4 separate regions of the Mus musculus genome follow, and all the other regions are linked to region 4. Evidence: chromatin loops called from intact Hi-C (ENCODE). Cell type or tissue: heart. All regions are shown on one strand. Each heading gives the region's core, and the rest is flanking DNA. Links, peaks and the distances in the headings are about the cores only.

The links. Peaks named below come from ENCODE experiments on the same cell type or tissue, not always from the same donor. Only the 100,000 strongest peaks of a DNase experiment are listed, where the experiment ranks them.
Region 1: it touches region 4 in a loop (9-fold over the local background); 37 of 42 quality-filtered maps call a loop at or near these places.
Region 2: a loop joins it to region 4, with 2.3 times the contacts of the local background. A loop is called at or near these places in 4 of 42 quality-filtered maps.
Region 3: a loop joins it to region 4, with 7 times the contacts of the local background. A loop is called at or near these places in 7 of 42 quality-filtered maps.

Annotation. Positions count from the first base shown.
Region 1 is chr1:21,407,871-21,415,864 of GRCm38, reverse strand. All of the region lies in intron 11 of Kcnq5 (potassium voltage-gated channel, subfamily Q, member 5), which reads left to right. Among named protein-coding and RNA genes, the nearest start is that of Khdc1b, 28 kb to the right of the region's middle. In heart, for the core only: a CTCF peak has its summit at 4,468 (motif pointing left); no DNase peak of the experiment used is centred there; H3K27ac peaks cover 348 bases.
Region 2 is chr1:22,066,166-22,074,159 of GRCm38, reverse strand. No RefSeq gene overlaps it. Among named protein-coding and RNA genes, the nearest start is that of Kcnq5, 110 kb to the right of the region's middle. In heart, for the core only: no CTCF peak of the experiment used is centred there; a DNase peak (open chromatin) is centred at 3,939.
Region 3 is chr1:21,163,220-21,171,213 of GRCm38, reverse strand. It overlaps a transcript of Tmem14a not described here. Among named protein-coding and RNA genes, the nearest start is that of Gm32947, 26 kb to the left of the region's middle. In heart, for the core only: CTCF peaks have their summits at 4,661 and 4,860 (motif pointing left); a DNase peak (open chromatin) is centred at 4,743; H3K4me3 peaks cover 1,152 bases; H3K27ac peaks cover 536 bases; H3K27me3 peaks cover 779 bases.
Region 4 is chr1:22,265,184-22,273,177 of GRCm38, reverse strand. No RefSeq gene overlaps it. Among named protein-coding and RNA genes, the nearest start is that of Kcnq5, 310 kb to the right of the region's middle. In heart, for the core only: a CTCF peak has its summit at 4,006 (motif pointing right); no DNase peak of the experiment used is centred there.

The DNA.
Region 1 (7,994 bases), core at 1,701-6,700, 860 kb after region 4:
AAGCAACTACTGAATTTAAAGTGCCAGTGGAGCTTAGCAGCAGAGTGACTCTCTCTCTGGATCTGTGGAATAGTAAGCAAAGCAAAACAAAACAAAACAAAACAAAACAAAACAAAACAAAACAAAACAAAACAAAAGGAATGGAGACAAACATGGTACCCATCAGCAGAGTGACAACTGTCTTACTGATGTCTTATCCCAGGAAGTAAAAAAAATAAATAAAATGGTCTACACAGATTCCAATGCTTGAAATCATTCAGGGGGCCTCAAAGAATAAAAGGGAAAAGCTCCAAGTGGACAGGCAGATACTGAAAGACAGATGGAGGTGTAGCGGAAGATGACGTGGGGGAACTAGCTTGAGCAGAAGACAGAAGTCAAATGCACTAAATGCTGCTATGAGCTCAGAAAGATGAGGAAGAAGGTCCTTGGAAAGTGTCCATCGGTGTTAAGACCCCGGAGGGGGGAATGTCAGTGTAGAGGAAAGGGTTTGAAGTCAGATAGCAGGCAGAGCACTTCTTAAAACACAATATTGGAATCTCTGGCTCTAATATGAACAAGGGTGTCAAGAAATTCTTTGTGACTAGGGAAGACTCAGCTCCTCTAAATAGCTCACATCTGATCAGCCACCAAAGAGCCAGTGATGGCCTGTCAAACTTTCTAAAGTGGATATGCAAATCAGACCCCACTGTCACCCTAGATTGCATGACAGTCTTCTAGTCTTCTTTCTGCTCGACCTGTGCAAAGAGACACACATGCCCCTTCCTCTAATGCAATCTAGACTGTGGGTCCTTCTGAAGTCTCACTGTATTTCAGATACAAATACTCCACCGAGAAAAGGCTCTACTTGTCTTTGTGCTTGTTGATGTTGTTTGTAAGTCTACAAGCTGTTTAATCATCATGAGCTGTTAATCTTGCTGATGTTTTCTTTTCTCCGTTATTTTAACAGAGGTAGTGGTTCATTGTTTCCCAGTCTCTATTAAGACATTCTTGACAGCCATTCTACAGTAAAGGGCGCTGCCAGAAGAATGTTGTAAGGATCATTTAGCACATGTTTTTAAAATCAGCTAATGTATTCCCTAGGATATTCTTTGGTTTTGTTTTGAAGATAATTACTTGTGGCCAAATTTTTATTGAGGACGAATTAAACTACTGTTCCTAATGGAGGCACAGTGTGATAACATGCAGAGATTTTTTTTAACATTTTATTTGGTTATAATTTAAACTGAGCCTCTTTTTGTTGCTGGAACAAAGTGATTTAAGGATAATAGAGTGTGTGAGCACATTTTTACTTAGTCTTTTCACGTTTTAAAGTTTATGCAGAAAGACAAAGTCCCCATATTTAGATACCATACCAAGGTTAAGCAGACCTTGTAAGGCAAGTTAACTATTAGATCTACAAGATTTTTCTTGAGTTTTACTACCTTTCTTAAGAAAATTCACCAAGCCTTCAGAGCATCCTCTGTAAACTCTCAGCTAGAGAACAATAATAATTTAGGCCAGGCATGGTGGCACTTGCCTTTAATCCCAGTGCCCAGGAGGTAGAGGTAGGCAGATCTCTATGAGCTCAAGGCTAACCTGGTCTACATAGTGAGTTCCAGGATGTCAAGAGATACACAAAGATACCTCCCCCCCCCCAAAAAAAAAGAGGAGGAGGAGGAGGAGGAGGAGGAGGAGGAGGAGGAGGAGGAGGAGGTGGACAGACTCTTTTGACAGAAATGGAAACATGTTCTAAACCAGCCAACTGGTATACCTGTGCATTAGTTAAGTTTTCATTGCTTTTAAGAGACACCATGACTAAGGCAATTCTTTCATTCCTTTAATTTATTTATTCATTTTATATCTTCATCATTAACCCCCCCCCAGTACAATTCCTTCCTCCATTCCCCATCCCTTCTCCTCTGAGAATAGCTCCTATGTATTCCCTCTACCTTGCCACATCAAGTCTCTGCAGGGCTAGGTGCATCCTCTTCCACTGAGAGGCAAATATTAATTAGGCCTAGCTTACAGTTTCAAAGGTTTGGTCCATTATCATCATCGCAGAAAGAATGGCAGTGTGCAGGCAGACATGGTGCTGGAGGAGTGGAGAGTTCTACATCCTGATCCACAGGCAGCCAGGAGGAGACTGTCTTCTGTAGTCAGCCAGAAGGAAACTCTGGATCCTCTGGCCAGACTTGCACACTTATATGAGAACTCAAAGCCCCAATCCCACAGTGACACACATCCTCTAACAAGGCCACACCTCCCTATAGTGCCACTTCCCATGGGCCAAGCATATTTGAACCACCACAACCTGCTTACAACCTCTACTGAGAACACTAAACAGACTATATACAAGTGAAGCCAGTTTGTATATCTCTACTAAAAAGTGGGGCTTGAGAGATTACTTGGTGGTTAAGAGCCCTTTTTTTTGCAGACTTATGTTCAGTATGCAGCAGCTACATGGTGGCTCATAACTATCCATAACTCCACTTCCAGAGGGACTGGTGCCCTCTTCTAACCTCCCACAGGCCCCAGGCATACACTAAGTACACATGCATACATTCTGGGAAAATGTTTACATACATTAAATATATTTTTCAAAAGCTAAAAAGAAAGAGAAAGGCAGACAGACTGAGTCAGGCCATCTAAGGTCTCTGAGCCTTCCCTAGTAACTAGTCCCCCAGCCCGAGATGAAAGAAGAGTTGAGGAGTCGGAGGTGAGTGTTTCTATAATTTGTTTTACAGGATCTTCAAAAAAAACAAATACTTAGCCTACAAATAAAAGTATATATTGTTGATTATGTTTATATATTAACAAAAAAACAATATCACTAAATACCATAATGAATAACAACACATATGCTTACAAGAGGAGCAAAAATTACCAAATCATGTTGACCTGGTTGCCTATTCGGTGTGCTCCATGAATACTACCAAACTTGAGTTAAGGTCTAAAAATTGAAAATTTGGGGTAGGCTTGGGTTGTCAATCCAGTGTCTCTATCACTCAAGAATAAGCATCACCAAGCCAGGATGGGGTCCTTGTGACTTCTTTCTTTCTTTGTATTTATTTTATTATCGAGACAGGGTTTCATTGTGTAGGCCTTGCTATCCTGGAACATTGTAGATCAGGATGACCTTGAACTCACAGAGATCTGCTTGCCTACAAGCATATGCCGCCACCACCCTGGATCCTTGATTTTAAAGTTATTAGAGGCTGCATTTCTCACGGCAACTGAAACATCAGAAAATGGAGTTTTCTGAACTCAGAAGAAAGGCTGTGACATACAAAAGAGCTGAGCATAGGACCTCAAGAATCCAAGACAAAGTAGGAAGAATGTCCAGAGAGGAACCGCACATGTATTTTAGAGACAGTGGAATATATGATCAGATGCCTTAGAGGTGGACATACAGGATCCCTGTGACAGGCTGTTACCTCCAGAAACCATGTGCTACTATTTCCTCCAGCCTAGCTGAACACTCTCCATCTCTGCACTCTCATATTGACCTGTGCTCCCAGCTGCCTTCTGTCTGCTTGCCAGCTGCCTTACTAGTCCGAAAGTGCTGTGGCTGAAGGGGCTTGTGTCTTACACTGGCTTCCTTCAGTGGTGGACTAGAAGGTGAAATTATCCATTTCCTATCCAAGCAGGTGTTTATCACAACAGCAGGCAAACAAGACCAAGGTTGTCATTAAATCTCTGCGGCTTGGAGTGTAGCTCTAAAAAGCACTTTCCTGGTATTCATAAATCCCTGGATTTAATCCACAGCACTACAAAGTAAAGTGTGTGTGTGTGTGTGTGTGTGTGTGTGTGTGTGTGTGCGCGCGCGCGCACGCATATGTATGTATTGATGCCTAGTCTCGTGTGGCAGCTACACAGCCTGTATTTCCAGGTACTCAGACCACTTGAGTCTCAGAATTTAAATCCAGCATGGGCAACATGGTGAAATTCTGTCTCAAAATAAGAGGAGAAAGATTCAAAAATCTCTGGGTCGTATCCCAGACCAATTAAATCAGAATTAGAGTCAGAGCCCAAGCTCCCTGGGTGATTCCGAAGAGCAGCCAAGCTTGGGTAATAGTGCTCTCTTCACAGTCAATCAAACGCCTCTTCAGTTCACAGTCAGTTGGGCCCTCTCTGCCCCACGCACGGTTTGGCGGCTGGCCGGACCATCCATCTGTTGGTGGCAGCAATAGTCACTGCTGCTTCTGTTTTCTCAGGATTCTTCTCGCTGCATATTCATGTCTTCACCCTGATTTAGAGCTACTGGAAGGAGACTCTTGTGAGATTTTATAACTTGTGGCAACACAACAAATGCACCTACATTTCCTTAGCTCCTCAGAAGCACACATGTGTTTGTGTGTATTTATAGACATATTCTACCCAGAGTTTAACTTTGCTGTAGTTCCTTAGTTCTCAGAAAATGTGTGAGCAGGCTTCTCCAGTTTCTGGAGGAGGTGCCAATTCAGAGTCTGTGGTGAATCTTCAGCACCCTCTAGTGGTGTTAGTGGAGTACATCTGTTTTGTTCAACAGGATCGTTTTTTCCACGCCTCTTGATTACCAACAGCATCCAAGGACACTGACCTGAGGAATCGTCTGTTGCATTAATTAGCCCTGTGATACAACTCGTTCGTGTGAAGAAGAGTCTCCACTAAGTATAACTGACTTCTCAGCCTTTTCTTTGTCCCCCAAAGGCCAGCCAGGAATTGCCATTAAGAATAGGCCATTCACTTGGCAATGGTTTATTGCACCTGTTATGTGAGTGAAAAAGGCCCTAGTACGTCAAAGTACCAAAGTATTAAGACAGTAGGAGAGTATAATAATTAAGGGCTTTGCAAATTGTACTTGCAAAACACATGAAACTGAAGAAGAACGAACACCAAAGTGTGGACACTTTGCCCCTTCTTAGAATTGGAAACAATCACCCATGGAAGGAGTTACAGAGACAAAGTTTGGAGCTGAGACAAAAGGATGGACCATCTAGAGACTGCCATATCCAGGGATCCATCCATAATTAGCCTCCAAACGATGACACCATTGCATACACTAGCAAGCGTTTGTTGCAAGGACCGTGATATAGCTGTCTGTTGTGAGACTAGGCCGGGGCCTAGCAAACACAGTAGTGGATGTTCACAGTCAACTATTGGATGGATCACAGGGCCCCCAATGGAGGAGCTAGAGAAAGTATCCAAGGAGCTAAAGAGATCTGCAACCCTGTAGGTGCAACATTATGAATTAACCAGCACCCCTGAGCTCTTGACTCTAGCTGCATATGTATCAAAAGATGGCCTAGTCGGCCATCACTGGAAAGAGAGGCCCATTGGACAGGCAAACTTTATATGCCCCAGTACAGGGGAACCCCGGGGCCAAAAAAATGGGAATGGGTGGGTAGGGGAGTGGGGGGGGGGACTTTTGGGATAGCATTGGAAATGTAATTGAGGAAAATACATAATAAAAAAAATAATAATAATTAAGGGCTTAACTCTGGAGTCAAGCTGACTCATTCCTATCCCATGCTTGATAGTTCTTTAAGTATGGGCCAAGCGACTTGGCCTCTCTTTGTACTACGGGTCCTTATCTGCAAAGTAATTATACACCTCTCTCCGAGTGTATTAAGAAGTACAGTCTAATATTATCATCACCCTAATTATTAAATATATTTTAAAGGCTCTAATTTTAACCTGGGGCAATGTCCCCAAACATTTCCCCCACCCCTAGATAATGCACAAACTATCACCACTTCTTTTGGTAAACAAGGAAGAGGCCCCCAAAGTCTTTGACCTCTTTGACAACCCATTTCATAGACTTTCATTTATTCCTGGTTTCTTGGCCACCCCTCATAGTTCTTATCTAAAGCAGGGATGGGAAACAACAGCTAAGTCAAAACTCTTACCCAAAGTTCATTTGGTGCAAATTTGGGGTCACTGGGTCATAGCTGCATTTGTTTGTCTGTTTTCTCCAGAAACCATAGGACCTGCAGGACACACGACTTTCACCTGCTACCCTTTCACCTCGAATTACGTCTTGCCCTTTATCTGGGTTTTTAAGTTTCTCTGTATTTACACCCACCTATGTAGAGACAATTAAGACAGAATTTGCAGGCTAGCCCAAGACACAAAATCAGCTTTCACCCTCTACCCACCAACCCAGGACTTCACAAACCCCAGATCTCTCTTCCTTCTCTTATTCTGACAGATAAAAGTCATCTTCTTTGTATCTTAAATACAATGGTCTTGGAAAGGCAAGTCAATGAATAATTGAAAGACCTCTCAAATTCATAATTGAATAGCTTTTCTTAAGACGTTTCCCTCAAGGTAGATATGGTGGCACATGCCTTTAATCCCAGCACTCAGGAGGCAAAGGTAGGCAGATCTCTGTGAGTTCAAGATCAGCATGCTCTACAGAGTGAGTTCCAGGACAGGCAGGGTTACCAGGGACCCCCAAAAAAAAAAAAAAAAAAAAAAAAAAAAAAAAAGTTAATTCCTTAATTTTCAACAATCTCGTTTCTTCCTATGGTTTAAATTATTAAGCCTTGAACTTCATTTGATCCCCTAGGTAACCAGAAAATGGCCTAATCTCTGCTCTCTGGGAGATAATATATTTCAAAGTAAAAAGTAAAATGTCAGACCACATCAAGAATATTGTGTGTATACTAAAATGGAGATATAAATAAGCGGGCAACCCCTGCATTTGTTCAAAAGGAAAATATTGCAATCAGTAGGGTTAGGGAAAGAAGGAATCTTTTGAGATGACGATGGATGAAGTTGTGGATGTTGCTGTAGATTCACTTGTGCGAGTGTTAGAGATCACATGACTAGCCTGGACAAGCTGCGTTATAGTTATGAAGCTTCTTGCCTCCAATCCTCCCTGTGAGGGAGCTCTCTGGATTGCTAGACCATGAGCCTTGGCATCCACAAAAACTTACCACTTAACAGGTGAATGACCTTGGACTGGGTTACTCCAACTCTAGCTCTCCCCTGACTCCAAGAGCAAGGTGGGGAATTGTTAGTTTCGAAGTGGTGTGGTGCAGATAAACTGCTTAGCGCCTTGTGAGACATCCAGAAAGGTGGGACTATTAGAGAGCCATCGAAGAGGGCAAGAGCTGTCTATGTCTTGTTCAACCTTGTACCCTTACCACCCAGCTGAGCATCCAGGGGATCATACTGAATGCTCCCATCCAGGTCACTGCAATGGAGATGCAGACTCAGTTTGGAACACCGCAGTGATCATCACTGTCAGCATGGGAGGTTAAGGTCTAAAGCAGGAGCCAGGAAGACCTGAGTGGGATCCTGCTTTGCTGTGTAATGGTTGCTTATGTGGGGGAGGCGAGGAAGACAGTCTAAGATCTTTGTATTTCTGCTTCACAAAATATGTATAAAGCAGAAAAGACCATCTCTTCCAGTCCTGTTGAAGCTAAGGCATCGTGAATGCACTATGCACACACGTGTGTGTATACATGTTCATGTGAGTGGCTACATAGAGGGATATGTGCGGGTGGAGGTCAGAGATTGACATTTGATGGCTTCCTCTATGGATTGGTTTTTTGAGGCAGGATCTCTCACTGAACCTGGAGCCCCAGCTGTGCCTCAGTTTGTATGTGAATACATACTCGGCATCTAGACCTTCAAAACCAAGGTTCCCCAGCGCCAGACTTTCTTTACTTTTTACTGAAAAATCTTGCCTAAGCGGTTTTAAGAAAACAAACAAACAAACAAACAAACAGATTACTGAGTCTGATAGAGCATGTGCCTTTAATCCCAGCATTCTGGAGGCTGAAGGCATGCTGATCTCTGTGAGTTCAAGACCAGCCTGGTTTTCAAACTGAGTTCCAGGGCACCCAGAGCTTTTACAGAGAAGCTATGTTATGAAAAGACAAATAAATAAATAAATAAAATTTAAAAAGAAAAAGATAAAAGGAGGAAGCAGAGGAGGAGGAAGAAGGAGGAGGAAGAGGAGGAGGAGGAAGAAAGAGGAGGAAGAGGAGGAGGAGGAGGAGGAAGAGGAGGAGGAAAAGAAGAAA
Region 2 (7,994 bases), core at 1,332-6,331, 200 kb after region 4:
CCTTGAGAGCCTGCCTGAGGATAATTCATAAGAAGGTATCTGACTTTTAGCCCTGGAGTTTTTGTTTTAGTAACCCTGTTTGCAGGAACAGCAACATCCAGACATGCTGTATACCTTCCTTTCAACTTCCTCTTTCTCAGATTCCAATGAACACTCCCAAAGCCCAGGTCACAGATGTGATCCTGGTTAAACTCAGTGTGTTTAAGAGTGTCTCTTCCAGAGATGTTTCTGGTAGTTATTAAGGATGCTGTGTCTCAGAAGGTGTATCATGTCTGCATTGCTTTTAAATCATCTCCTGATAAACTTTATTATTATTAATTATTATTATTATTATTTTATTAATTAATTTATTTATTTTACACTCCATATTTTATTTTCCCCACACACACATCCACCCTCTGACTGCTTCATATCCCATACCTCCTCTCTACCCCTGTTGCCACGTGGATGTCCCCACCCCCTACCTCACCTGACCTCTAAACTCCTTGGGAGTTCCAGTCTCTTGAGGGTTAGGTGCCATCATCTCTGGATGATCACAGACCTGGAAGTCCTCTACTGTATGTGTGTTGGGGGCCTCATATCAACTAGTGTACGCTGCCTGTTTGGTGGTCCAATGATTGATTGATCTTGGGGGAGGGGTTCAGATTAATTGAGACTGTTGATTCTCCTACAGGATTGCCCTTCTCCTCAGCTTCTTTCAGCCGTGACTAATTCAACAACAGGGGTCAGTCAGCTGCTTCTGTCCTTTGGTTGGGTACAGATATCTGCATCTGGTTCTTTAGCTGCTTGTTGGGTCTTTCGGAGGGTATTCATGACAGGTCCCTTTTTGTGAGCACTCTGTCAATCCTGCTCTGGCTGATTCCGTGTCTTCACCCGGTGACCATCGAATGTGGGAGGCAGCAGCAAATCTGGCTGAGGACGGAGATTTAGAGGCACCAAGAGCATTTCAGGAACAACAGATGTAATGCCACTGGGACAGGATCCCGATGGCGAGCTAAGATAGCTACAGTTTGTTCAATCATCAACTCAATAGAGCAACCGACTGATTAAAGCTCACCTTCACATAAAAGTCAGAATTACAGACTACAAAGACTTAAAAACAGAAGCCTCGAGTGAGTGAAGGGTTATAAAGAGCAGTGCCTTTGGGACACACAGAGACAGTGATGTTGGAGACAAAAGAAGCTAAACTTAATTTGAAGTTTGTCCTATTTAAATCAACAAAATATTCACTTATAATCAGTGTTTCATGTTCTTCTGTTTTTCTCAAGTATTTTCAAATTTGTTTAAGACAAGGAGTATGATATAATCGTCTAAAGCATCTGGTCTCATCTTACAATGTAGCCAGGTACATTTTGTGGTTAATAAGAGTTTAAGAATGAGATCTTTAACGTCTCAACTTCATGTGTAACTTTTTTCTGTATTGCCACATTACAAAGGCCACAGAAACAGAATTTCCTTCTATGACATCTACTACCAAACCAGGCATCCTATAGTAGAGCAATTATTGTCAACTAAATTTTTCTCTGAAAGATTTATAAGTCATCAGAAAATTAAAATCTTTTTGAAGAAACATAGTATCAGACATACAAATATTTCACAAATATGCTAGAAGTAGACAAAATCTAGACTATTAAGCCAGTGTTCCATTTAACTTAATTGGATCTGTAAAAACTTGACAGAATCCAGCTTCAACTTATGTTGTTGCCTGCTGTAGTTACCAAATTGTGTATACTTTTATATCTGATAATTTCAATATTGCTACTATAAAATGTGGGGAAAAGAATAAGAACAGGAATTTTTATTAATATAGTTCTCTCACTATATTCTTTAATAGGATGCATTTAATTGCCATGGGTCTGAGTTCTCACCAGCCAATTTAAAATGCATAAGAATGTCAGAGGCATAGAGTTTCAGAAGCACAAAGGATATTTTGAATATTCTAATTTTGTTTTCTTTAGATGAGGTTCTAACAAACACAGCATGAATTTACTGACTTAAAGCCATCCAGATTTAGTAATGATTTCAAGTGGAACATGTGTGCTAATGAACAGAGAGAGACACACAGACACACATCCTTATATGCAATCAAAATAGAAAAGTAAAATGCACATTGGTGAAGTAGCCTTCCAGGGGTTCATGAAATATTTAAGATACACCTAAGCAAGAGTCTGTGTGTAATGGAGAAGCGCTACAGTTTATTTCTCTGCTTGCAAAATCTTGCTTTCTTTTAACCACCAGCATCACCCAGTGCTTTCTAATTACAATTAAATTCTTAATGCTGCTCCTTATAGATAGGGCAATATTACCACAAATGGCTTTTGCCAATTTCCCCATCATTCATTTGTAAACTTTTTATTCTCTGCCCTCCTCCTGTGACTAAATCAAACCTGCAATGTCCTGCTGCGTGATTCGCTTCCATCTTGCATCAGAAAGTGCTCTTCCTCCTGCAGCCCAACATGCAATTAAAAATCCAAACTGCTAATAAACAGCATGGATTCCTAGGCTGGAAAGCAGGCCATCTGTGCAGCAAACACCTGAGCGTGTAGAGTGGAGCCTTATACTATTGATTCAAAAGCTAACTATAAATGGGAAGCCTGTGGAATATCATCTCACCCAATACACTCAGATGCTGACTCACTCCAGTCCTGCTAACTGCCTTACAGATGTTACTTCTTAGGCTTCTCTTCAGTCTTTCTCCCCTTCAATGGTATTAAGCTTGGGGTTCCAGATGTGGCAAACAGAAGTATGGAATGTCCCATGTTACAAACACACTTACGCTAAACATTTTATTATTTTTCCTAGAATTTAAGCCAGCATTACCTTTGTATATACCAGACTACTTATACACAAATGCCTAGAAGCTCTCTCTGAAAATAATATGGTCTTTCTTATTCCTCAATATAAAGTTTTCATACAGTTGAAGAAAAGAGTCCAGTCACTGAACATCCCGTAAACATTACCTCAGGAAATGGCATGGAAATTTGCCATGTTTAGTGTATTGGGTAGGCTGCCAGTAAGCAAACATTTTAAAGAAGTCTGCTACCAAACACTTTATACCTTGTAACCCATAGAGTTCCTAATAGCTTCTACTCTTCCTTTGAAGCAAGAAATGGGTATGGCTATGTTCCAATAACGCATCATTTACAAAAAGAAGTGTTTGGCTAGACTTGGTCTATATGCTACAGTCTCTAACCAGTACTACAGTTGAATTGGACCTAAATCATGGTCCTATGACATTAATTTTATCTTGCTCAAAAATGAAATCTAACCCATAGGAAACACCTATATCCCCGAAATCTGTCAAAATAACAAGATTGTTGCAGGGTAGTGGTTCTCAGCCTGTAGGTCCTGACCCCTTGGGGGTCAAACAACCCTTTCACAGGGGTCAAATATCAGATATTCTGTGTATCTGATATTTACATTATGATTCATAACAGTAGAAAAATTATAGTTATGAAGTAGCAACCAATAATTTTATGTTTGGGGTCAACAGAACATGAGGAACTGTATTAAAGGGTCACAGCATTAGGAAAATTTAGAACTAACATTCTAGGGAATGGAAATGAAACTTTTCAACATTCAATGTCCCTATTGAAGGGATAGTCAAATTATAACTTTAAATAAACAACAGACATATTTAGAAGTAAAATGTGAAATAGGGGCTGGCAATCCAAAGGTGGAAATTCTAAACAGAAGAAACAAGATTGAAGGAGAGGAAGGAACGGCACGTTGTTACACAAGGGCAGCTGAAAGGCAGCCCGAGAACAGGATATGGCTGGAAGAATCAAGAGTGAGGAGGCAAGTTCTTTCCATGACTCACTGCTGAGCAGCAGTACGGGATCAGAGCTGTTTCAAAGGGGATACAGGGAAAGTGGATACAGCACACAAGAGGAAGGACAAATAGAGCCAAGGACAAAGAAGGAAATAAATGGAGTGGTGTCTAGCTCTTTGGCAGGATGGGTGGAAAATAGAAGCAGAGAGATTAGTTGCATTTATGATCACCCGCCAGCAGCTACTTGTTTACGATAAGAAGGCTAAGGCCAAGACCATGGGTGTACCTGATGGTGACAGAGGAGGCATTTTTTACAGTAAGTGTGGTTTGCTGCCCCCAGGGTTTCGTTTGTGAGGAAGGATGCAGGCATACATTTAAAATCAACCATGCATGTGACAGCCAATGATGTTTTTTTCATCGTTGAAACAAAGGCTAAATTTGAGACAGATAGAGAGAAGCAAAAGCAAATTGAGTGGAAAAATTACTTTATTAAGTACATTTCTTTCTTCCCTTTTCATCGGCTTTAAAGCCAGAATAAGCCTGATATAATACTATCTGTGGAGCTGACTGAAATGACAGAAAGCAGTGATTGTCATTAAATATCCCCATGGCAATAGGCATAGACTACATACACAAAAGCCTGGAAATAAAGAACCAATGCTGAACTAAAGCAAAGTGTGTTCTGAGAGCACAGCGAGGAGCTGTTGGAAACCTAAGAGTCAGACTTTGGAAATGACCAATAGTATCATGTAGGTAGAATTGCAATATTGGTAAGTTAAGGTTCTCCCCAAGTTAGAATACAAATTTAAAAGCCATGGTTGCTTGAATGGAAATGCCTCCCCTAGGCTCATGTGCTTGAACCCTTGGTACTCATTTGGTGGGACTGTTTGGGAAGGATTAAGCAGTGAATCCTTGTGGGAAGAGTTGTGTCACTGAAGATGAGCTTTGAGATTTCTAAAGCCCATGACATTCCTAGTGAGCTCTCCCTCTCCCTCTCCCTCTCCCTCTCCCCCGCCCCGACTCTCTCTCTCTCTCTCTCTCTCTCTCTCTCTCTCTCTCTCTCTCTCTCTCTCTCTCTCTCTCTCTGTCTCTCATTTACAGATGGAGATGTAAGCTCACAGCTGCTCTTGCAGCCCTGCCTTTGTTTTGACATTATGGGCTCTAACAGTCTGCAACTGTAAGCCCCAAATTAGTTGGGTTTTTTTGTTGTTGTTGTTTTGGTTTTTTTCATAAGTTGCCACGGTCATGGTGTTTAACCACAGCAATAGAAAACTAATTAAGACAGGAGCAATACTCCAAGATATGTTTAGCTACTGACTGGTTATCATCACAAAAATGATAACTAAACTCTCTCCCAGAAGAATTCACATACTGTGATCAAAATTACTTAAAAACATCTCCACCTCCTGTGTAATTTATTTTGGCATTTGTCATACTGAAATGTATTAAAAAGTCTCTATTCTCCTTGGATACTTTCTCTAGCTCCTCAGAGATCTGCAACCCTGTAGGTGCAACAACATTATGAACTAACCAGTACCCCGGAGCTCTTGACTCTAGCTGCATATGTATCAAAAGATGGCCTAGTCAGCCATCACTGGAAAGAGAGGCCCATTGGACACGCAAACTTTATATGCCCCAGTACAGGGGAATGCCAGGGCCAAAAAGTGGGACTGGGTGGGTAGGGGAGTAGGGGGGAGGGTATGGGGAACTTTTGGGATAGCATTGGAAATGTAATTGAGGAAAATCCGTAATAAAAAAATATAAAAAAAAGAAAAGAAAAATAAATCTCTATTCAAATGAAGTTACTGCACATGCTCAAAGGAAAAAAAATATCTTTGGAGACAAAATCCATAAAATCTGCTGAGTATGTATGTATGTATGTATGTATGTATGTATGTATTTAATTTTACACTCCATATTTTATTCCCCTCCCTGTCTACCCTCCCGACTGTTCCACATCCCATACCTCCTCCGCACCCGCTGTCTCCCACCAGACCTGACCTCTAAACTCCCTGGGGCCTTCAATCTTTTGAAGGTTAGGTGCATCATCTCTGAATGAACACAGACCGGGCAGTCCTCTGCTGTATATGTGTTGGGGGCCCCATTATCAGCTAGTGTACGCTGCCTGTTTGGTGGTCCAGTGTTTGAGAGATCTCAGGGGTCCAGATTAATTGAGACTGCTGGTCCTACTACAGGGTCGCCTTCCTCCTCAGCTTCTTTCAGCTTTTTCCCAATCCAACCACAGGGGTCAGCTGCTTCTGTCCATTGGTTGGGTGCAAATATCAGCATCTGATTCATTCAACTGCTTGTTGGATCTTCCAGAGTATGGTCATGCTGGGTCCCTTTTGTGAGTGCTCCATAGCCTCAGTAATAGTTTCAGGCCTTGGAGCCTCCCCTTGAGCTGGATCCCACTTTGGGCCTTTGCTGGACCTTCTTTTCCTTGGGCTCCTCTCCATTTTCATCCCTGCAGTTCTTTCAGACAGGAACAATTATGGGTGAGATTTTGGACTGTGGGATAGCAACCCTATCCCTCACTTGATGCCCTGACTTCCTGCTGAAGATAAGTTCCCTCTCCCTACTGTCAAACATACCATCTAAGGTCCCTCCATTTGAGACCTTGGAGTCTCTCACCTCCGAGGTCTCTGGTGCATTCTGGAGGCTCCGCTCAACCTCCTACCTCCCGAGGTTGCCTATTTCCATTTTTTCTGCTGATCTTTAGGGCGTCAGCCTTTTCCCTCACCCAATACCAGATCAGGTTCCCCTCTCCCCCCTACCCCCCACCCCTGTCCATTTTCCCTCCCAGGCCCCTCCCTCCCTTCCCAATTGTGATTGGTTTCTTCTTCTTCCCAAGTGGGACTAAGGCATCCTCACTTGAGCCCTTCAGTTTGTTGATCTTTTTGAGTTCTGTGGACTGTATTTTGGGTATTATTCACTTTAGTGAGTACTATCATGCATGTTCTTTGGGTCTGAGTTACCTCACTCAGGATGCTATTTTCTAGTTCCATCCATTTGCCTGTAAAACTCAGAATGTCCTCGTCCTTAATAGCTGAGTAGTATTCCATTGTGTAAATGAACCACGTTTTTCTATAGTCATTCTTCTGTCATAGGAAATCTGGGTTGTTACCAGCTTCTGGCTATAACAAAAAAGGCCATTATGAACACAGTGCAACATGTGCCTCTGTGGCATAGTAGGGCATCTTTTGGGTATATTGGCAAGAGTGGTATTGCTGGATCTTCAGGTAGACCTATTTCCATTTTTCTGAGGAACCTCCAGACTGATTTCTAGAGTGGTTGTACCAGTTTGCAATCTCACCAGCAATGGAGGAGTGTTCCTCTTTCTCCACATCCTAACCAACAACTGTTGTCACCTGAGGTTTTGATCTTAACCATTCTGATTAGTGTAGGGTGGAATCTCAGGGTTGTTTTGATTTGCATTTCTCTGATCACTAAGGACTTTAAACATTTCTTTAGGAGTTTCTCAGCCATTCAAAATTCCTCTGTTGTGAAATCTCAGTTTAGTTCTATACCCCATTTTTTGATTGGGTTGCTTGGTTTTTATGTTGGTTAGCTTCTTGAGTTCTTTATATATTTTAGATATTAGCCCTCTATCGAACCTGGGGTTAGTGAAGAATTTTTTGCCAATCTCCATGTTGCCAATTTGTCTTATTGACTATGTCCTTTGCCTTACAGAAGCTTTCCAGTTTCATGAAATTCTTCCCTGGCCAATAAATTCAAGGCTCTTTTCCATTTCTCTTCCTTTAGATTCAGTGTATCTAGTTTTATGTTGAGATCCTTGACTCACTTGGACTTGAGCTTTGTGCAGGATAACAAATATGGGTCTATTTTCATTTTTCTACATACAAATAGCCAGTTATATCAGTACCATTTATTGAAGATGCTTTCTTTTTTCCATTGTATATTTTTCATGTCTTTGTCAAAGATCAAGTGCCTGAAAGTGTGTGGTTTTACTTCTGGATCTTCAATTTTATTCCATTGATCAACATGTCTGTCTCTATGTCAATATCATGAAGTTTTTATCACTATTGCTCTGTAGTAAAGCTTGAGGTCAGGGATGGTGACTCCACCCAGCTGTTCTTTTACTGTTAATACTTGTTTTGGCTATTCTGTTTTGGTTTTTTGTTTGTTTGTTTGTTTGTTTGTTTGTTTTTGCCTTTCCAAATGAATTTGAGAATTACTCTTTCCATGTCTTTGAAGAATTGCG
Region 3 (7,994 bases), core at 2,010-7,009, 1.1 Mb after region 4:
CTGCTCTTCCTAAGGTCAGGAGTTCAAATCCCAGCAACCACATGGTGGCTCACAACCATCCATAACAAGATCTGACTCCCTCTTCTGGAGTGTCTGAGGACAGCTATAGTGTACTTACATATAATAAATAAATAAATAAATAAATCTTTTTAAAAAAATCAACCAAACCAGGAGCTGGTTCTTTGAGAAAAATCAACAAGACAGATAAATCCTTAGCCAGACTAATTAGAGGGCACAGGGAGAGTATCCTAATTAACATAACCAGAAATTAAAAGGGAGACATAACAACAGAACCTGAGGAAATCCAAAACATCATCAGTTCCTACTTCAAAAGGCTATACTCAACAAAACTGGAAAACCTGGATGAAATGGACAATTTTCTAGACAGATACCAGGTACCAAAGCTAAATCAGGATCAGATTAATGACCAAAACAGTCCCATATCCCCTAAAGAAATAGAAGCAGTCATTAATAGTCTCCTAATAAAAAAAAGTCCAGGACCAGATGGGCATAGTGCAGAGTTCTATCAGACCTTCATAGAAGACCTAATTCCAATTGTCCTCAAACTATTCCACAAAAGAGAAACAGAAGTTACTCTACCCAATTCATTCTATGAAGCCACAGTTACTCTGATACCTAAACCACATAAAACCCCAACAAAGATAGAGAACTTCAGACCAGTTTCCCTTATGAATATCGATGCAAAGATCCTCAATAAAATTTTCGCTAACCGAATCCAAGAACGCATCAAAACTATCATCCATCTTGACCAGGTAGGCTTCATTCCAGGGATGCAGGGATGGTTTAATATACAGAAATCCATCAATGTAATCCACCATATAAAAAAAACTCAAAGACAAAAACCATATGATCATCTCGTTAGATGCTGAGAAAGCATTTGACAAAATCCAACACCCATTCATGATAAAAATCTTGGAGAGACAGGAAATCATGGCCCATACCTAAACATAATAAAAGCAATATACAGCAAACCAGTAGCCAACATCAAAGTAAATGGAGAGAAGCTGGAAGCAATCCCACTAAAATCGGGGACTAGACAAGGCTGCCCACTTTCTCTCTACCTATTCAATATAGTACTCGAAGTCCTAGCCAGAGCAATTAGAAAACAAAAGGAGATCAAGGGGATGCAAATTGGAAAGGAAGAAGTCAAAATATCACTATTTGCAGATGATATAATAGTATATATAGGTGATTCTAAAAATTCCACCAGAGAACCCCTAAACCTGATGAACAGCTTCAGTGAAGTAGCTGGATATAAAATTAACTCAAACAAATCAATGTCCTTTCTATACACAAAGGATAAACAGGCTGAGAAAGAAATTAGGGAAACAACACCCTTCACAATAGTCACAAATAATATAAAATACCTTGGTGTGACTCTAACTAAGAAAGTGAAAGTGAAGTAGCTGGATATAAAATTAACTCAAACAAATCAATGTCCTTTCTATACACAAAGGATAAACAGGCTGAGAAAGAAATTAGGGAAGCAACACCCTTCACAGTAGTCACAAATAATATAAAATACCTTGGTGTGACTCTAACTAAGGAAGTGAAAGATCTGTATGATAAGAACTTTAAGTCTCTGAAGAAAGAAATCAAAGAAGATCTCAGAAGATGGGAAGATCTCCCAAGCTCATGGATTGGCAGGATAAATATAGTAAAAATGGCTATCTTGCTGAAAACAATCTACAGATTCAATGCAATCCCCATCAAAATTCCAACTCAATTCTTCAACGAATTAGAAAGAACAATCTGCAAATTCATCTGGATTAACAAAAAACCTAGGATAGCAAGAACTCTTCTCGATAAAAGAACCTCTGGTGGAATCACCATGCCTGACCTCAAGCTGTATTACTGAGCAATTGTGATAAAAACTGCATGCTACTGGTACAGCTACAGACAAGTAGATTAATGGAATAGAATTGAAGACCCAGAAATGAACCCACACACCTACAGTCACTTGATCTCTGACATGGGAACTAAAACCATCCAGTGGAAAAAAAGACAGCATTTTCAACAAATGGTGCTGGCTCAACTAGCGGTTATCATGTAGAAGAATGGGAATTGATCCATTCTTATCTCCCTGTACAAAGCTCAAGTCTACGTGGATCAAGGAACTCCACATAAAACCAGAGTCACTGAAATTTATAGTGGAGAAAGTGGGGGAAAGCCTCAAAGATATGGGCACAGGGGAAAAATTCCTGAACAGAACACCAAATGGGACCTCATAAAATTGCAAAGCTTCTGTAAGGCAAAAGACACTGTCAATAAGACAAAATGGTCACCAACAGATTGGGAAAGGATCTTTACCAATCCTAAATCAGATAGGGGACTAAAGTCATATATATATAAAAGACTCAAGAAGATGGACTCCAGAAAATCAAATAACTCTATTAAAAAAATGCGGTACAGAGCTAAACAAAGAATTCTCAACTGAGAAATACCGAATGGCTGAGAAGCACCTGAAAAAATGTTCAACATTCTTAATCATCAAGGAAATGCAAATCAAAACAACCCTGAGGTTCCACTTCACACCAGTCAGAATGGCTAAGATAAAAAATTCAGGTGACAGCAGATGCTGGCGAGGATGTGGAGAAAGAGGAACACTGCTCCATTGTTGGTGGGATTGCAAACTGGTACAACCACTCTGGAAATCAGTTTGGCGGTTCCTCAGAAAATTGGACATAGTAGGTCCAGCAATACCTCTCCTGGGCATATACCTAGAAGATGTTCCAACTTGTAATAAGGACACATCCTCCACTATGTTCACAGCAGCCTTATTTATAATAGCCATAAGCTGGAAAGAATCCAGATGTCCCTCAACAGAGGAATGGATACAGAAAATGTGGTACATTTACACAATGGAGTACTACTCAGCAATTAAAAAACAATGAATTCATGAAATCTTAGGCAAATGGATGCATCTGGAGGATATCATCCTTAGTGAGGTAACCCAATCACAAAAGAACCCACATGATATGCACTCACTGATAAGTGGATATTAGGCCAGAAACTTAGGATACCCAAGATCCAATTTGCAAAACACATGAAACTCAAGAAGAAGGAAGACCAAAGTGTGGATATTTTGTTCCTTCTTAGAAGGGGGAACAAAATACCTATGGAAGGAGTTACAGAGACAAAGTTTAGAGCTGAGACAAAAGGATGGACCATCCAGAGACTGCCCACCCAGGGATCCATCCCATAATCAGCCTCCAAACCCAGACACTATTGCATATGCCAGAAAGATTTTGCTGACAGGACCCTGATATAGCTCTCTCTTGTGAAGCTATGCAAGTGCCTGGCAAATACAGAAGTGGATGCTCACAGTCATCTATTGGATGGAACACAGAGCCCCCAAAAGGAGCTAGAGAAAGTACCCAAGGAGCTAAAGGGGTCTGCAACCCTATAGGAGGATCAACAATCTGAACTAACCAGTACCCCTCCCCCCAGAGCTGTGTCTCTAGCTGCATATATAGCAGAGGACAGCCTAGTCGGCCATCAATGGGAGTAGAGGCCCTTGTTCTTGAGAAGCTCATATGCCCCAGTACAGGGGAATGCCAGGGCCAGGAAGCAGGAGTGGGTGGGTTGGGGCGCAGGGCTGGGGGAGGGCATAGTGGACTTTGGCGATAGCATTTGAAATGTAAATGAAGAAAATATCTAATAAAAAATTGTTTATAAAAAATAAAGCACCGCTCAAGGAGAAGCCTTTTGCTGAGCCTAATATTTCAAAAACGAGCGGGCACGGCACATGAGTATATCTCCCAGATAAATCACCAAGAGCACTGAACGACACGTTTATATGTAAGAGGGGTGTTTGTACAACACAGCAAGCCTCGTATGCAAATAAAGGCCCCCAGCCATAGCTTCTGCTGGGTCACAAACGGGAGGTGCTTCCGCTCTGGCTTCGGTGAAAATGGTTGCTACAATGTTAGTGCAGTCTCCTCAAGGCATTTGGAGAGAGTTCAAAATGAGAGTAATGAGATAAAGGCACCGTGCTTTTGGGTAAGGCAGCCAGGGCAGCAAGAGACATCTAGGACTTTGCTTATTCCCAGGAGCACGAACAAGAGAAGGTGTGCCTCCAGCAAGAACCTGAAGGAGTTATTGTTAACACGTATTACTGATTTTTACCAGTGCATTAATGATACTTAACATCTGCCCAGTGCCCTGGGAGAAAAGGGGAGTGTCCCGATCTGATCCTGTGTCCTAGCCTAAGGCAGGGGAGGGGACTTCTGGCTTCAAACAGGTACAACTATGTATGAATGTGAAAACTAGGCACAGCCTTTAACCGCTCTAACTTAGCATGTGCATTTTCACATGCCTCAGCATAATAGCTTTAACTATTATGATCCCTTGAGGTCCCTGGACATGAAGACATTTCCCAGCTACATCTGCAAGATTCTGAGACATTGGAATTCATGAGCTCACTCTGCAACCTTCACCAAGATTCCAGCACTAGAAGGCCATTGGGTAGGGAGGGACAGCAAAGTCCCTTTTATTTCTGCACCTTAGCAAGACAGCCTAGGGCAGGGAAGTCAGCACTGTGGGAATGAATATATATAACACCTGCTGTCCTGAGCCTCAACTGTGGCTAAAGAGAGAAACAGTGGAGGGGGCAGAAAGAGCGACACGCAAGCTCAGTACCTCATTCCGGAAGCAATCTCAACGCAGCCGCACCCCCGCGGTGCGATTCACCCTTTCTATCCCGGGACAGGGGCCAGGCCAGGCCCACAGCGCGCATGTGCGGTCACTTTATCGAGCCCTTCCCAGGAACTTACTGCTCACCCGCCTAGAGAGCTGCTCCTAAATCCAGGCTGGATTTTGCTGCCCCCTCCCGGGCTGGCTGACACTTGCAGCATGTGCAGTATCAAAAGTCAAGAGTCCAAGTTGATCTGGTTTCAAAGCTCCAGAGCCCTTACAGCTCATTATCTAGGCAGATCATGATCTGCTTTTATAAAACTCGGTGAAACCAGGATAGCCAAGCTTAGATGTCCGGGAGGAATGACACAGAGCTCCAGCGTTGGAAAGCATTTGGAGTCTTCCAAGTCCAGGAGAATCAGTCTCCCCCCGCCACCCCTCCCTCCCAAATAAGAGCCTTAAAATGACTTGAAAGTGTGCCTTGCGGTAATCTCACGCCACTCCAGTCTTGCCTGAAAAGAGGGTTTACTCTCTGCCCTCTGTTATACAGCAGTAGTTCTGGTATTGAGGAAGTCCAGTTATCCAAGATTCTGTGGAGTGTGGAATAAACGAACCTCCCCTCAACAGAGGAAGGAACCTAATATGTACATTAAATCTTGTGACACTCCTTTGCTGAACCTATTCTCTCTCTGTCTCTCTGTCTCTGTCTCTGTCTCTGTCTCTGTGTGTGTCTCTCTCTCTCCTGCTCCTCAGGAATTAATCAAACCCTGGAAAGGTTGCAGGAACACTGGCAGCAAGACATAGGGATATGGAGGCATTTGTATCCTGAACTTCAAGTTCTCCTGGCCCTCCTCCTTACCTCCTGCTTGTTTACCCTCACCCCAGCCTTCTCTCTCTCCTCAGACTCACAGAACTTCTTCCCTACTCAAAATCAAATGTAGAGCTTTCTTCTAATTCCTCACTGTCTCATCATTAGGATCTGAATACATAGCTTTCACTCTGGGAAAGTAATTTTCCTTCTAAGAGAATCTGTCTCAGGCTAGCTGGCTCCAAGATCTTTTTTGCCTTGCCACTAAAAACTTAGACCATGGAAACAAGTACAGTATGTTTCAATTGGACTCATGCTGTCTAAACCACTTTAAGAACCCTCTGTATGCTATGGGGATTGCACACATGCAAATATAGGGAGAGGACCTCCCTGAGGCTCAACTTTCAACCTCCCAGTTGAAATAGCCAGTAAACCTATTTTACAAACAGATAACCAGGGGCAAACTAAGGTGGTTCATGACCACCACGCTGGCACTACAGAAAATAGTTGCAGGAATGCTACACGCAGAAGAGAAAGACTGTTTTCATCACATGAGCATAGGCGAGAATGAATTAATGGGAAGAGTGAGCGGGTGAGGAGAATCCATGTGAGCCCTGTTGTGCCGTATATGGTACACTAGCAGAGCTCTAACACAGGAAAGGAAAGGAAAGGAAAGGAAAGGAAAGGAAAGGAAAGGAAAGGAAAGGAAAGGAAAGGAAAGGAAAGGGGAAAGGGAAAGGGAAAGGGAAAGGGAAAGGGAAAGGGAAAGGGAAAGGGAAAGGGAAAGGGAAAAAAGGGAAAGGGAAAGGGAAAAAAGGGAAAGGGAAAAAGGAAGAAACAATCTGACCAATAAAATTATACCTCTCCAGAATAATCATAAATGTAATGACTTTGGCTCACCAAAGACATGCAGGCTGGTTAACTGGATTTACGACACTTGATCCAAATGTCTTTTGTCTCCAAAAAGCACACCTCAGGCATAAAGACACCTGCCAATCTGTCAAGTGAATGGAAGCCAAAATCAAGTGGGCATGGCTGCTCTGATGTCCAATAAGTATACTTCAAGTCAAAGTTAGAAGAGATAAAGAGATATTACATTATTAATAAGAGGATCAAACTTATTGAGAAGATATTACAAGCATAAATATATATCCACCAAACATTGCAGCCCTAATTTCATCAGCAAATATTAAAGACCACAAGAAGTCACATATGTCCTGATAAAATAATAGTGAATGACTTTAATACCCTACCCTCATCTTTATTTAACATTCAGTGTAGTAGAACAGTATCCTCTGAATTGAAACAAACTCAGGACATTCTAAAGCAATGGTTCTCAACCTATTGGATTGAGACCCCCCTTGCGGTCAAATGAGCCTTTCACAGAGGTCATAAGTCAGATATCCTTCATGTCAGATAGTTATATTATGATTCAAACAGTAGCAAAACTATAGTTATGAAGTAGCAATTAAAATAAGTGTATGGTTGGGAGTCACCACAGCATGACGAACTGTATAAAAGGGCTGCAAAATTCAGAAGGTTGAGAACCAGGGAGGAAGGTTGTGAACCAGTGCTCTAAAGAGAGGCTCAAGACCACTCGGTAAGGAACTCACAATCCTCTGGAAATCAGTGAAACTTAGCACATTCATGAAGATTCCTCCCTCCTCAAGGTTATATAAATCACAAGAGTCTCCTCTGAAAAGAGAACAGTCTCCAGCAGGTTGAGTTGCCTGCAAGTCACAGAGAGCTCCCCCAAAATGGGCCTTTTATGAACAGTGACATGGGGGTGATACAGCTGCCTCTAAGGCATTCCTATTCCCGTAAGTGACACCCCCCCCCAAACTCACTGGCTTACCAAGTTAAACTTTGGTAGAATCCATTCTTTGGTCTGTAATCAGAGCCCTATGTGGGATGAGAAGAACTTCCTTCACATGTCTCAGGAAGTGGACACAATGGTATCTTCCTGTGCCGCTAATACTAACATACCTATCTCAGACTCTACATCAATGCCTTTTTAAGACTCATTGTGTGAAGTAGTAAACGTAGTGTCCAATCAGGCATACAGACAGGTACTAAGTGCCAACTGCCCTCTTCCTGGACACTGAAGCCCACATACCCTGCAGGAACAAGTGTCTGAACTCTACTTACCCCAATGAACACTTGACCACATCTGTGGCTCAGACAACCCAATCTTGGTCCTTCTCCACACTGCTTTTCTCTTTCTAGAACTTTCCACTGAATCCTCCCGGTCTGGTAGTGCTGGCTTCACTTCTGACAGCCGAGTCAGGGATCACTCCAACTTAAGGTGATTTAAAGTTTTTGTTCTTTCTGTCAGTATTTCAGAGCTCAGTCTATTACTGAGTGAAGTCGTGACAGAAACCTAGAGACAGGAGCTGATGCAGAAGCCATGGAGGGATGCTGCTTGCTGGTTTGCTCTCCATGGCTTGCTCAGCCTGCTTTCTTAGAGCACCCAGGACAACCAGCCCAGGGATGGCCTCACAAATCAATCACAACTTAAGAAAATGCCCTA
Region 4 (7,994 bases), core at 1,117-6,116:
ATCACCACGATGTCTAGAACAAGCAGGTCCCACAGCCCTGCTTCAGGGACTCTGTACTTTGGCCCCTATTGCCTATCAAGAGAGCCTTGTCCTTGCACAAGAGATACTTGGAGTGGGCTTGACCCCGACTGCCAACATAACACAAAGTAAAAGGGTTTGTCAGCCAGGCCCTCTTCATCAGCATCTTCCGTGTATAACTATTGAGATGGGTACAAAGTAGAAGGAGACACATCTGGACCATTCTGTTACTTTGTCCACTCCCCGTGTTTCTGGCATGTTTCTGGTTTGTTTTGCTCTGGGTCTATGTTATCTTTACTGTCTCTATCTGTCTAAGAAGTCTAAGCTCCAAACCAAACCTACAGCACCTGATCCAGTGGTCCAGCTCCTCATATCAGAGTTAGAAAACTACTAATCATATAAACCCAAAGCCATTTTATTGGGTCATGCTCCTTCACTCTCCAAGTTTCAAAATATAATTATGAGCCACATAACAGTATTTTTGTTAACAGTGGACTGCATATATGACAGTGAGGACCATCTAGCCAGCTATGGATTAAACCCATCACCTAGATAGGTTCTTGTGTTCTGTCTCATTTGTAATTGCACAATCTTGATCATTGAGCCACATGTGTTTGATTTATTCTTGAAAATGATGATGAAGCCATTGAGAGATTAAAGAAATCATAAGGAACAGAGGGCCATGATAACCTGCAATGTTTAGACAGCATGGTCCAAGATCGCAGATTCTGAATACTGGAGTTGGGGCCTTAGACTCAGGACAAAAATGGCTGACACCGAATGTCCAGAGAACCCCAAAGTAAACAGTGAAGTAATTTGTTATCTAACTATTTGTGACCTAAATGTGTGAGTGTCATATAAATCTGGCTTTGAGGTCAGGATCATTCCTTGTACTGGGTGCTTTTGACTTCTGTAGAACTGCATGCCTATAACCTGTGTGCTGGTTTGTTTGTATTCTATGCTTGCCTGTCTTTGGCCTACATGTGCTAGTACATATCTTGAGTCTGCCAGAGGTTGTTGGTCTGTGTGGTGTTCCTTACCACAAATAAATAATGTCTTATCTGCTTGTGACTTCCCACAATCTCTTCAACCTCTTGGCCTCTAGTGACCTCCCTCCTATCCCTAGGCACTGGACCTTGGCCCTAACAGAAGTCCATGAGGAATTGGAGAAGGGTACTTTCCATTCATACTTTATTTGTTCACCCAAATCTTTTGAGTGCTTTAGGTTAGTAAATCACCAAATAATCATATATATATATATAAGGGAAAAGAAAAGCTTTTATAACCAGGACTTCAATGAACCCATGATTATGCCTGAGGTCAGACAGAAGCGCAGTCATACAAGAAGGCTCTCCTAACCAAATAAAATATCCGATGAGAACCATATCACAGGGCCAAACCTCGCATCAGAACACAGTCTGTGCTAACAACAGGAAAGAGGTCAGTGGAACACTGAAAATGGAAATGAGGTCACTAGGTTTCAAATACCAGGGTAAAGAAGCAGGTGGCGGGGCATGGTCATGCAGTGTTGCTTCTAACCTCTTAAAAAAAAAATCTGAGGGTTTCCTATCTTTAACATGGTGTTCAATATTTCTTTAGCAGGAGGCAGGTAACTGCGAATGGAAATAAGAGCCAAAGTGTCTAGTAGCTCAAAGTACAAGTTTCCTTTGTGCTGGCTAACACTCAGCAAAGCTGAGCAGATGAACACTAATTACTACCAGGTTGAAGGAAACCTTGGAGTCACCAGTATGTGACTTTTAGGTTCCCCCAAAGTTAGTGCCACAGCAAAACAACAACCCAGATGCCCCTCAACAGAGGAATGGATACAGAAAATGTGGTACATTTACACAATGGAGTACTACTCAGCTATTAAAAAATGAATTTATGAAATTCCTAGGCAAATGGATGGACCTGGAGGGCATCATCCTGAGTGAGGTAACCCAAACACAAAGGAACTCGCACAATATGTACTCACTGATAAGTGGATATTAGCCCAGAAACTGAGGATACCCAAGATATAAGATACAACTTGCTAAACACATGAAATTCATGAAGAATGAAGACCAAAGTGTGGACACTTTGCCCCTTCTTAGAAATGGGAACTAAACACCCATTGAAGGAGTTACAGAGACAAAATTTGGAGCTGTGACGAAAGGATGGACCATCTAGTGATTGCCATATGCAGGGATCCATCCCATAATCAGCTCCCAAACGCTGACACCATTGCATACACTAGCAAGATTTTGCTGAAAGGACCCAGATATAGCCGTCTCTTGTGAGACTATGCCGGGGCCTAGCAAACACAGAAGTGGATGATCACAGTCAGCTATTGGATGGGTCACACGGCCCCCAATGGAGGAGCTAGAGAAATTACCCAAGGAGCTAAAGGGAACTGCAACCCTATAGGTGGAACAACATTATGAACTAACCAGTACCCTGGAGCTCTTGACTCTAGCTGCATATGTATCAAAAGATGGCCTAGTTGGCCATCACTGCAAAGAGAGGCCCATTGGACTTGCAAACTGTATATGCCCCAGTACAGGGGAACCCCAGGGCCAAAACGGGGGAGTGGGTGGGTAGTGGATTGGGGGGGGGGGTATGGCGGACTTTTGGGATAGCATTGAAAATGTAAACGAGAAAAATACCTAATAAAAATAAAATAAAATTAAAACAAAACAAAACAAAACAAAAAAAAAAAAAAAAAAAAAAAACAAAGCTCGCCTTAATTAGTTTGGCCATGAATCGCATCAGTGGTCTTTCTCCTCACGTCTGTTGGATTAACAGCTCCATTCCATTGGCTGGAGACCCAGAGTGAGTCAAGCATGAAACACTGAGCAGAATACTGGCCATCATCCCTGCTTCCTGGCCATGGGTGCAATGAAGCTGGCTTCACATTCCTGCCTTCACCACCTAAGGACCACTCTGTCTCACGTTGCTTCTGACTATTTTGTCACATCAATGAACAAAACAACCATTAAATGTAGTATTAATAATAAACAATAAACATACTAACAAGGAAGAGAGAAACAAATGAACACATATATTAAACAAACCAATCAACCTGAGTTCTGCCTTCACTCTGAGGGACTAGCTGCTCAAAACTGCATTGAAATAAAGCCAAATTCATTTCCCTAGCCATTTATAACTCTTACATTTGATTAAAATTACCAATTTCATACCTGAGAACAATGTTTTAGGGCTTCATTTATGTTCTTGAGACATTCTTGGAGTGAGGCTTTCAAATAATATCTTAAAGAGTTATGAGGTGTTCTCCTCACACATTTGTAGTGGTGATGGTAGAGGTAGGTCCTAGAACATCCACTCTTAAGACCTCAGGTCATGATTCTGAGCATTAGTGTGTTTGGCAATTTGATTATGGTTTAGGGAGTGGAGATGCTGGTGTGTATCACTCAGGAATATCTACTAAGGGAAAAAGGAAGCTGGTGCCGAAGAACAATAATTTTAATATATGGCAACTGTATATCAAACATGACTCAGAGGTTTTTAAAATTCCTTTTCCTAGAAAACTAGGCAATCAAAATGCTAGATGACAGAAAATTAAACAAACAAAAGACTCTCCAGAGTGTGGGTAGATGGCCTCACGGCAGAAAAACATAGAAGAAACCTCAAATACAGAGTGGGTAGTAGCTGGCCTCTTAAAACTGTGACCTCCTCATCTTTCCTCTCCAGAACCCCGCGTGTTGAAGACCACGCACACACAGATTGAGCAGGGACTACAACTCAAATTGAAATTCCCAGTGTGCTCTCATCTTCGGAGAGAGTGGTATTTGTGAATTGCCACCGATTATTGGCAGCTGTATTATATTGTTCTCCTCCCTTGTCGAATAAAAAAGAAAAGAGAGCATGTGCTGTCATACTCTGCCACACCAGCTGAAGGACACAAGTTCAATATTAAAACCTGACTTCCACTCTGAACTCTGTCTTGCCCAAGTAGAAAACAAATGTAGTGGGGCATTTCAGCCACAAGATGGCAGCAGCGCTTCATGCAGCTTGGATACCCTTCACAGTACCATTGCCATAAAAATCTCAAGAGCAATTACAGCAGAATGGACCAAACTTGAAAGTTTGAGGCCAAACCTCGGAAACTGTCTTTACCATTACATAAACACATCTGCTTTGGAACTTTAACTGTCTTAAAATTTCAAAAATGTCCACATCCTTATCATTCTTTCTCATTAAAGAATTACGTACGATGCCTTCTTTTGTAATACGGAGTTTTACTCTTAAAGCTTTCAAATTGCAGTAAGTTCGTGTGATTTTCCTTAATGAGTCTGGCCGGAGAATCACTTACTCAATACGGAGTTGGTTGATGCTCAGGATCACGTTACAAGCAACCCCTAAGTGCCCAGACCAGACAACAGAAGCTAGGCATCGGGAGCTCTGAGGCACACGGGAAAACATTCAAAGCCAGGCTGGGTTAAACATCTGGAAGCTTGAAGAGCCGGGGGGGGGGGGGGGGGGAAACATACAAAGCTAGACTATGTTAAACGTTGGGAAATTGTGAAGGCTCCTAGGTCTACCACAACAAATTACCACAAAGTGGGTGACATAAAATAACAAGAGTTGTGTGTAAGCCCCGAGAGGTCAGAAACACAAAGCCATGGTAACTCAGAGGGATTGAGTAGCCTTAGAATATAGGAAGAATCTTTTCATAACCTTCCTAGTTTCTGAAGCTCCAGGTGGCCTTTGGAAGGTGGCAGTCTCTGTCACCACATTCCTTTGCCCTTCTACCCTAGATCCCTGAGGCTGTCATTGGAGTTTGGGTGTGGCAAGACCTCTTCTAAGGATATTAACTATTACAAAGAGTTGCAAACACAGGTACATTCTCACGTTCCCGGCATGCCTGTGGTTCAGGTAAATGAGGTCATTTCCATTCAGGTTCAGGTGGAAGCCGATTCGCGTCTGGTATCTTCCCAGTCTCATTACCACGAGTAACTAAGTCAGTCTGGAGAGAAGCCAGACCATAGCCACTGAATCAGTAAAGTTCCATTAACTATGAATCTGGGAGCTTCCCATCAACAAATGAACAAAAACAAAAAAGCAAAAAGAAGCCAAGAAATAACAACAACAAGACCTTCAAAATGTCTCTGAAAACCTTTCTGTGAGTCCTTGAAACAACTTGCTAGATGCGTTTTAACAGCCACTGCAACAATTTATACTTTTTACAATAACAACAAAACGTTCAAGTTGGGTTTTTCTTTTTTAAAAATGTATTATTCATTTTAACATTACCTATATACATGCATGTCTGTGTTTGGTGACATGCACGTGAGTGCCCAAGAGGCCAGAAGAGGGCATGAGATACACCGGAGTTGGAATGACAAGTGATCATGAGCCATCTGATGTGGCACTTAAAGGTCCTCTATAAGACGCTAGTATCTCTCAACTCCTAAATTAATCTTTTTGTGACGGGTATAAACAACTGGTTGTGAAATCTCACTATTTTCTGATATTGAACAGAAAACACAGACAATAATACTGACTACCTTGCATGTCTCAAAGGAATACATGAAGCATTCTTGATTATACAAAACGGTATAAGAACGGGACCTGTGTTTCCCACTCTCATCCTAACAGCCCACAGAGGAACAGTATAGATGCAGACACAGAGCCAGAGCCCTTCCTTCCTCAAAGGCTGGTCTTCTAACCCAACCACTAGGAGCAGTGTGACTTGAGAGCTTGTTGGAGATGTGGAACCTCAGATTCCATCCAAAACTGAATCAAAGGCGTCTTATAATGTCATCCCTGGGGAGGTATCTGGACACTAATCTTGGGAGAACTCTGCCCTAAGTGATTTTGTTGGAACGTTTTAATTTTTGTACAGGGACTCTTCTTGTCTTCTCTGATATTGAGGGCTCTTTAGGGACTCCCTCCAAGATCATCAATTGAGGCAAGGAAAGAAAAGAGTGACTCAGATGATCTGAATGAAACCTGCAGTAGCAGCATCTGACATGGACACTAGTCATGTTTAGCTCAGGTGACAGCAAAGTCAATGGAGGAACCTACAGAGTGGGCGATCTCAAGTCCAGCCTTCGAGTTTGGTCTTTCTAGAGGCAACTGTAAAGATTGACTGCAAGGGAGTGCCAGGGATATCACTTAAGAAATATATAATAGGAGTAAAGGAAATGGGGACGAACATTAGGAAGACATAAAAGGAAGGGAGAAAGCAAAAGAAAGGAAGGGGCGAAGTCAGCACTCGGCTACAGAGTCCTTTGATTTCCCTCACACCTCGTTTCTGGTTCCTTTCCAGAACGTGTGACTAACTATAACGTTCATCTCCATAAGGTCCGACCCAGTCCTGCTTTGAACTGCCCAGATGAAAGGCGCACCACAAATACAGAATGATGGCATCCAGGTTGGCGTTTGAGCAAGAAAGTATCTCAGTGTGGTCTCCTATTATTTAAAAGCTGAGAGTTCCTGACAGAGCTGCTGGGCTTCACACAGTCTCACTGTGGGTTGGTGAGCTTTCTGGCAGGGCCATGGTTGCCAAGGAAACTGCATCAGGAATGAACGACTGGGACTGTGGATTCTTGGTTGATTGGTGAAGCTTAAAGCCTAATACCGCATGCAAGACACACTTTTAGTGACCAGAGCAAAGGCAAATGATCGTTACAAGAAGGGATCGCGACTCTCTTCTCCCTCAGATCTCATCTGGTTGTCAGTTCCTAGTCCAGAAAGTTGTTGCCTTCTCTGGATCAATAAATGGGGCTTATAAACCATGAGCAAGAACACGTGAGCCCCACAAGGAACCGTTGCCTTCCTTAGTTGGTCACAGAAGTCTTTCTAGTCTTCCTGCAAGCAAATGTGAAAGTGCAGTGAGTAGGTGATACTCAGAAGTTTCCTGCCCTCTGCTTGCTTTGTTCATTAAGGACCAGAAGAAAGGCTGCCTTGCCATCTTTTCCACTAGGGGAATGTATGTGGAAGATTCAAGAATCTTACTTTTTGTTGTTGTTGTTGTTGTTGTTGTTGTGGTTCACTGCACATCTGTAAACTTGTCTTGACTGCTCCTGGATGGAGTTCTTCCTCTCTGCTCCCTGGGATGGCACCCACGACTTTTATTATCACATTCTATTGTTATTATTTGGGGAATGCCTATTATTTTTGTTCACGCCTATTGTTTTTGCTGGCCAAATAATTTTCTTGACATCAAGGATTATGTTTATTTTAGCTTTTGAAAGTGGCCAGCACAGTGCTGGACAAGGAGCGTTTTCAATAATTATTTGAGTAATCTGTTCTCTTGAGATAAAGGCTGAGGGAATGAGGAAGACATAGCCTGAACTACCTCTAGGAAAGGACATTGTAATCGTCTCCTTGAAGACCTTGCCTAGTTGCAAGTCATTTATATAGTTAATGCACCAAGCTTTAATGTTGCCTCTACCCCTAGAAGACAGGTGGTGCTATTCACACGGAGAAAAAAACTCAACCCAAGAAAGGATAAGCAGGTCCAGGAGATGTCCAGACTGAGCCAGTCAGATTTCCCCACATAACTCTGTCAGTGTGTCAGTGTTCTAGAGACGTGTGATAGATGTTGTAGAGTCTTGTATAGAGTATTCTCAGGATAAGAAGGACACAGACCTCTCATGGTGATTAAACCATCCTTGATGAGAGGAAATGAAGTTAGATTCCACATTGGTTGGAATACAGTGGGACCCAGTAGTGTGTGTGCAAAAGGATGCCAACAGAATAGAATAGACAAGATATGCTAGGGGTGAAACAAGTTCCAATGTTGACAAGCACTGGAGGAATTTTCAAGTGGTTTAAAAACTTTATCTCTAACTCAGGTGAATTATATGATTTTCAAAAAACAATGTGATAATTAGACAATATATGCAGATGTGCTTAGCAAAATTCCCAATGTACGATAAGTGCTTAGGGCACTGTTATCACTTTTATTACCAATACCATTACCATTAAATATGGATGCTATTGTTGTAAAAATGGTAGTTTGGAAATTC